Linked DNA regions of Homo sapiens: region 1 is linked to region 2. Evidence: chromatin loops called from intact Hi-C (ENCODE). Cell type or tissue: dorsolateral prefrontal cortex. All regions are shown on one strand.

Region 1 (4,000 bases), 190 kb after region 2:
GCACTTTTAATTAGTAGTAGAACCAGGACTTGAGCACGAGTCTTCCGTCACCAGAGCTATTGCTCAGCATTGTTTAAGAGCTGTCACGCCTACTGTATTTCCCTTTGTGCTTGAACTTTCAGGTGGCACAAAGCTCATTTGGAGGGTTTGCTGGCAAAATCTCTGTTCTTCCTGCTTTCCTCCCTCAGGCTGTGGTCCATCTGGATGTTGGGGTTGTTCAGACATCTTCAGGTGATTCCTAAGTGTGGCCAAGGCAGAGAAGCCCTTCTCAGCAGCAGCATTTTACAAATTATAGCTATGCCCAACCCCCAGTTCCACCCCATCCCTGAGTCTGCCATCTTACCTAAACATAGTCCTAACCTCTCTTTTGTCTGGGAAGATATATTATTTTATCTGAATTTGTGTTCCAATTTTTTTTGGACGTGGTCTGGATGTAAATTACAATTTCACAAATGTGCTCTGTTCCCCTCACCTGTAGTCCTATCTCTGTTTTCACCTTGTGTGTTAAAGAAATCATCTGGCTACCTAAATACTCAAATGGATTCATCTTAGGGGGCACCAGTTCAAGGAGATTGGCTCCAGCAGACAGCTTTGTTTACAGCCTTGTGCTTTCAGAATCAGACCAGGGCAGGGTCTTTGTTATTCATTAGGGTGAGAAGCCATTCCCAGTGACTAGGGTAATGGAGAAGCTCCAGACTAGAGAAATGCCGGATCTTTACTGATGTGCTGAAAAGGAAATTCACAAAGTTCCTGTTGATCATGGGATCATTAATAAAAATGTTCAGTGCTGTAGGAGGCTGGAAATCTGAGTCACAGCTGTCAGAATAATAAGTTTCTGGTGAAGAAAGTACATTTTACATTGTCATGGCCTGTGTTTGAAAGGGCAGCTGGATTGTTCTGAAGATGCTGTAAATGCAGGGAATGATTGGTTGGTTGGCAGGCTTATAATGAGCAGGAGACATCAGAAAAATAAAATGGGATTCTGCGTCGCCATCCTCATCAATAAAACACCTTAGCCATATCTTCCAGCTAGCAAAACAGTCTTGACATCTGAAATTGTCAGTAAAACACTGAAACACTGGACAAGGTTTGCCAAGGCAGAGTCACTGGGCTGGTGAGCCAGTGCTGGTAAACTCCAAGGGTGTAAGTGACATCCGCAGTTTCTTCCCGTGGACCACAAGTAGCAAATTCAGTACATGGATTTCATGGCATCTGCAGGAAAATGAGACTTGGCAAAATTTACCTAGCATCATGTTTTTAAATGTGTTAACATGCATTGAGGCATGAGCAAATATTGAGGAAACAGGTTGAGTCCATGGGTGGGTAGGTGGGTGATGAATAGATGGATGGGTGATGGTTGGGTGGGTGGAGGGATGGATTATGAATAGATAAATGCATGATGGATGGGTAAGGGGATAGATAGATGAATAGGTGGATAGATGGATAATGAATGGATGGGTGGATGAATAGATGGATGGTTGATGGATGAGTGAATGGATGGATGATGGGTGGATGGACGGATAGATGGATGATGAATATATGGATGGGTGGATGGATGGATGATGGACAGTTGGATGAATTAATGGATAGAGGGATGATGGATGAATGGGTGGATAGATGAATGGATGGAAAAATGGTTGATGGATATATGGATGGGTGAGAGGAATGAACAGTAGATGGATGGATGGATGGATGGACAGACTGATGGACAAATAGATAGATGGGTGCTGAGTGTGTGAAAATGAATGGCTGGGAAAAGGACAACATGGCTTTACCCCCACCACTCCTATTCACTGGGTGTCTTCATGTTCACAGCATTAAATTGTTGAAAAAGGATGCCGCAGTCCCTAAGGCGCGTTCTCTGTGACCCCCTCTCACTTCGTTCTCCCTCATCCTGACAGCTGGCCCTGCATTATAGCCAGCCCTTGAGATGGAAGGGACAGGCAGCATGGTCTATTCCTACATGGAAAGTGAAATTATGGAAACAGACACCAAATAGTAATTTGTCTTAAGTCGTCACTTTTCTGTGTTGTAGAAGGCACTCTGCCGGCAGATGTTTTTATGCAACTGCATGGCTGCCCGAGAGCATACTCAAATGTGGAACTGTACACTTTAGTAGAGCAGCGCTTGGTATTTAGGGTCGTTTCAGTTTGCTCAGCGGTGCCCTCTATTAAAGCACATCATCTTTTAAAATGTCCTCTCTCATAACATTTTTGTACCCCTGCTCAATCCATGGGATAAACATTGCTAAAAAAATACCAGAGTTAACTGTGGGCCCTTTATTTCATGAGATAAACCAGCTTTGTTCCCCTCGCCCTTTACTGCCACACAACTGTCAGAACATTTGCCAGGATTTGCAACACAAAGAAGTATCACAGCACATTAATCCTTGTGACGGAGACAATGCTCTATTAATATTTTATGGCAAACAAATGGACTAATAAAAAATTGATATGCTTCTCACCAGGAAGAGTCACTATATTCTGATTTGAAGGCACCTTTGGCCTAGGACTCATGGAATGTAATAACGTTTCCTCAGCCAGGCTGTGCCATTGCATGTGCTCCCCCACGTAATCCATGGCAGTCCCCACCCTGTGCTGAAGTTAGTGGCTTGCCCATCTCTGCACCGTCCGCACCTAGAACCGTGTCTCCCACATGCCAAGCCCTGACTAGATGCGCTTGGATGCATCAGTGCATTGGTAGGCAGATATAGTGCTTTAGAATAAAGAGAAATTTGGTAGCATTTCTTCCAGCTATCTTCGCTTCCTGTTCATATTTTGGTATCATGCTCTTTTTAAAATGGAATTTTGATTATTAAAATATGACCATCTATTTTCTGTGATTATCAAAATGCTTCAATATCTCTCTTCATCTTGGCAGATAGATTATTGCGTCTTTTAGCACTCAGCTCCAGCCTTATGTTAAAAAATGATTCCACTTCAAATCCTATTTTCTCCTCTCCTTTAACTGCTACCAAATTTCTCTTTATTCTGAAGCACTTTACCTGCCTACCAATACATTTACCCATTCAAAGAATATTTAGTAAGGGCAGATTTGGAAATGGAGATCTATAGTTAAATAGCGCTTGGAGTTATTCTCATGTGGTCGCCCACTGCCAGACAGAGGATCGCTCGTCTCCAATCAGTAGTTCTCCACTCGAGCTGGCACTGGAATCACCTAGGGCCTTGTTAAGCCAGGAAGTGCTTGTCCCCACCCCCAGAGTTTCAGATTCAGAGGGTCTAGGGTGAGGCTTGGGAGTTTGCATTTCTTTTTCTTTTTTATTATTATTATTTTTTGAGACAGAGCCTCGCTCTGTCGCCCAGGTTGGAGTGCAGTGGCATGATCTCGGCTCACTGCAACCTCCGCCTCCCGGGTTCAAGCAATTCTCCTGCCTCAGCCCCCTGAATAGCTGGGATTATAGGCAACTGCCACTAGGCCTGGCTAATTTTTGTATATTTAGTAGAGACGGGGTTCCACCATGCTGGCCAGGCTGGTCTCGAACTCCCGACCTCAGGTGATCCACCCACCTCGGCCTCCCAAAGTGCTGGGACATGCGGTTCCTAACACCTTCCCAGGGGCTGCTGGTACAGGAACCACACTGTCAGAACCTGACTTGCCTCCTTAGAGATGGGGGTAGAGGCTGTTTCCACCACCTGCTTTCTCCCCTAATTGCATGGACTTTGCCTGACTTTGCCACAAAGGCCTCGCATCCCCATAGCTGTCCTGCTCTCTCTGGGTGGCCTGACCTCCCTGGGCGAGGGTGACAACACTGCCTGTGATTGCTGCGAAATCAGGACAGCTCACACAGGACGGGCAGGGTCTTCTCTCGTCTCTGCCCGTGCTTCCTTCTAGGCAGCAGTGCCTTCTGAGTACAGTCATGGTGGTGCCAATGATGTCCCTGTATGACACGAGATGTGTCACCCATGCAGACACCAACAGGTTTACAGGGAGCAGCGCGGGTCAGTGGCGTGTGGCATTATTGCGGCTCGCTGAGCAGTGG
Region 2 (4,000 bases):
TTCTTTAATTGTAATCAACTTAAAATTACATAGGCCATATGTAGCTAGTGGCTACCCTATTGGGCAGTACAGTTCTAAAGCAATGCTGAATATTTAACGACCTTCAGATATTTGCAGACAGCTCTCCTATCCACATCTTTAGCCTTCTTTGGCCCAGCCGAACAAGTGTTTCAGATCATGCCTCTGGACTCCTTTCTGTCTCCGGACTTCGTAACAGCATGGTCACCCTTCATTCACCTCATTAGATATCTGAAGTAATGACGGAAGTAATCGATTGAGTAAATTAGTGAATGAATATGTGATTTTAATTCTTCACATAAACCTCATCCTAGCTAATCCTCTTGTCTTCTTTATAAGCTGAGGTTTTTGGTTTTATGACTGTGGATGGGAAGAGGGGATGCAGAGGATAGGACCAAGCAAGGTCGTATTTTCTTTAATAACCACATCCCCACCTGTTTCCCAGTTGGGAAAAACACAAACCGATTTGCTCTCGGGTACCACTAGTTTATTATAATAAGATGTACAAAGCAAGGCAGATGACCCTGCAGTGATAGCAGGGATGGTCACTTGTTTGGCAGAATGGCCCAGGGGAGCATCTCTAGCCGTTTCAATCCCAAGAAAGCACCTTGGGGTAGAGATGATGCAAAACCAACCTGTACATCGAAATCTATTTTTTATTATTCAAAAATTACAACCTGGTCTTCTGAAACTTATTTTTTTATGCTTTTACATCTCCTACAGCCTTACACATAATTTCTAGTGTCTTTTTAGAACCTCTCAGTATTGTAACATTTAATGCGTTCTCAGCAGCGGGTAGGTCCGTGTTATGTTTGCATTTGAAGTAGAAGAGCTAAGCTAAAAAATATGCCTTTGTTTACTAATAAGGTAGATACTATTTTTTTGTTGCTGTTGTTTGATATGGAGTTTAACTCTTGTTGCCCAGGCTGGAGTGCAATGGCTCAATCGTGGCTCACTGAAACCTCCACCTCCCAGGTTCAAACAATTCTCCTGCCTCAGCCTCTCGAGTAGCTGGGATTACAGGCATGTGCCACCACACCCGGCTAATTTTGTATGTTTAGTAGAGACGGGGTTTCTCCATGTTGGTCAGGCTGGTCTCGAACTCCCGACCTCAGGTGATCCGCTCACCTTGGCCTCCCAAAGTGCTGAAATTACAGGCATGAGCCACCACGCCCAGCCGATACTATTTTTTACTCAAACCAAAAAATATATTCTGCGAGTAAGTGATCCACTGTATCTCAGCCCATAATGATGGCCTCGACAAGGAATGAGATGGCCACAGTCAGTGTCACCCACTGGACCACAGTGATGGGCGTGGTGAACCAAGAAGTGTGGACATGGCACTGTGCTGGGTTACAGTAGTGAGGGAAGCAAGCTTAGACTAGGGAGCAAAATCAACCTGTGATGAGTTGTGCCTTCCTTTAAGCATCTTGGCATTTGTTGTTGGCATTGAGGTTATAGACCGGTGGTGCAAAGACGAGGCCACAAGGGCCACTGGAGAAGAGGGAGGAGAGCCCAATGGCTAGAATCTGGAAGGACAGCCACACGTTTCCCCCTCTGATTCTTTAATTCACCCACAACATATGCCCATGGTGAGTTCTTCAATTGCAGGCTTTTGGTACAGGAAATGAGCTCTTGCTAGAGATTTAAGACGGAGTCAAATCATGGGTCTAGCCCTAATGATGAGTAACTGATGGTGAGGATGAGAGTTGTGACAGTGCTGGTGGTCATGAGGAGGATGAGGATGATGAAGAAGAAAACAGCAGTAACAAGGACGATGATGAAAACCTGCTAATTATGGTGCTGATGCCAGGGATAATTATGGTAGTGATAATGATCATGATCCCAGGAGGACTTACTGTCATTATTTCTCAGTGGCTTTTCTTTGGGTAGAGAGTGAGATAATTAAAGTCTGGAAGGAGACAGGAACAGGGGGCGTGCAGTTCCTCAGATCCATGGGTCCCGCCCAGCTGCATGCTGGGAGTGAAACTATCAAGATTAAGAGCTATGCTGTTTCAGCAGCATTTCCACTGTCTAAATATAAACAGCCTCAGGCCCTGATCCAGCAGAGGAGACCACAGCTGCCAAATGCATCGCCAGCTGCAGGCCCTGGCTGGGTTTCTTTAGGGGAAAAGGCCATCCCACCATGGACAGGTTCCAAAAGGCATGAGCCTGCGAATAGAATTTGAGGTTCAAGGAATGCTAGACTGTGCGTCTGTGTTCAGGGTCACAGAGCGAGTCTGAAGGGAGCAGGATGAGGACATGGGTGCCCTGCCTCCAGGGCCTGTGCTCTCTGCTGGTACAGACAAGGGCCTGGTGAGATGGTAGAACAGGGGCGGCTACTGCAGTGGTGCCACCTGCGTAGGAAGACGGGAATCTAGTGGGGATGGGCAGGGGCCAGGCTCCCTTTGCTTTCGCAGGCACCCAGCTCCAGTGGCCCCTCAGTCCCAGCTACAGATGGACTTTGAGATCTGATGACAGGATCTGCTGTTATCCCACCTCTGGATCAACGGCGCCATCATCGGTGCCCCAGCTAGCCAGCAGATGTGGGCCAGAGTAAGGCTTGACTGGTCCACATGTCCTTTCTGGCTTAAGACACTGCTTATCTTGACTCAGGGAGAGAAGGAAATGGAAGAAGAAGAAGAAAGAAGATGCATTTAAAACATATTACCAAACTAATGCCATGAACACATGAAATGTCAGCCTTTTGATTCCCTCCTGCCAATACGCATCCGTTTATCCAGTGCTGACTTACTCAGCCCTGAACATGCACCAGGCGCTCTCGCAGGCACAGGGAATACTGTGGTGGACAGAGCCGGGGAAGCCCCTGCGCTCGTGGATCTTACATCCTGCTGGAAAGACCGTGCATAAATAGATGTGTTTATCATGTGTCAGGCAGGACACGTGCTCCACAGGAAAGTGACGTAAGGTAAAGGACAGGGAGCAAAGGGGAGTGTCTGGGGGAGGACGGCAGGGACGGCAGGGACGGCATGGAAGCAGTGGCCCAGCAGACGCAGGACAAGGTCCTGTGATCCGAGGAGGGGTCTCAGGGTGGAGGGACAGGGAGCAGGCCAGCGTGGCTACAGTGCATGATGTCCAGGATGAGCAAACGGAGTGATGTTTGAACATGTCATCCGGGAAAACTACACACAGGGGCAGGCTCACAGCCACTTTTTCCCCAGCTGATCTTGCTTCCTCTGTTACCAAACCACCCTCAATACAGCCTCGCAAACTGAGCAACAGAGGAGGGGGAACACAACTAATACCCCATTTGGCAGGCTGGCTGAAGGCTGTTGAAGAAACAGCAGAAACACCTGGTAATCCTTGCAGGCGTCACCCAGGCTGCGGGCCGGAGCTGTCATGGGACAAGCAGGAGGCTGGAATGGAGCTGGGATGGGAAGGAACACAGGCCATCAGCTTCCCAGGCCCCACGTTAATTGTGTAATATCATCACAGCAGGGTAGGATGCCCTGTGAGGGCACCTAACAGGTGTTCATCACATTCATCAGCATTGCCCTACCAACGACCGTATTTACATCAGGCATAAATGCAGTTTACCGCACTCTGTGAGAACTGGGGATTAATAGCTCCGGTCCAGCTAGATTCTGATTTCCTTGGTAGGAGGAGGCAGAACAGCACACATCTTGACTGAATAATCGTGCATTTTGCATGGTTAATAATTCTGAGAGCAGGAAAGCTACCTTCCTAGGATCACAGAGAGCTTACTTTCTTTTCTACGAATCTTTGAAAAACCAAACAGATGGGATTTTACCTTAAGAGTTAGATTGCACTCTTACACTGTGCTGTTCAAATTATGAATTGGCCTCACTTGGATGTTGGACTATTGATTATCAACTCTGGCAAGCTCTTTATTCAGAATCTTAGGACATGCACATTAAAAGAAAAAATCCTCTCTTTGACCTGGTTGCCACCAATGTGTATCTACATAGGATGAAAAAATGCATCACGTACTCAGAAGAAC

What was found. Peaks named below come from ENCODE experiments on the same cell type or tissue, not always from the same donor. Only the 100,000 strongest peaks of a DNase experiment are listed, where the experiment ranks them.
Region 1: it touches region 2 in a loop (4-fold over the local background); 4 of 110 quality-filtered maps call a loop at or near these places.

Annotation. Positions count from the first base shown.
Region 1 is chr7:154,779,506-154,783,505 of GRCh38, forward strand. The region is part of intron 10 of DPP6 (dipeptidyl peptidase like 6); the gene reads left to right. Among named protein-coding and RNA genes, the nearest start is that of PAXIP1-AS2, 150 kb to the right of the region's middle. RefSeq lists an enhancer at 3,530-4,000. In dorsolateral prefrontal cortex, a CTCF peak has its summit at 2,279; DNase peaks (open chromatin) are centred at 2,322 and 2,624; H3K4me3 peaks cover 900 bases; H3K27ac peaks cover 4,000 bases.
Region 2 is chr7:154,589,637-154,593,636 of GRCh38, forward strand. The region is part of intron 5 of DPP6 (dipeptidyl peptidase like 6); the gene reads left to right. Among named protein-coding and RNA genes, the nearest start is that of PAXIP1-AS2, 340 kb to the right of the region's middle. In dorsolateral prefrontal cortex, no CTCF peak of the experiment used is centred here; a DNase peak (open chromatin) is centred at 2,115; H3K4me3 peaks cover 668 bases; H3K27ac peaks cover 2,855 bases.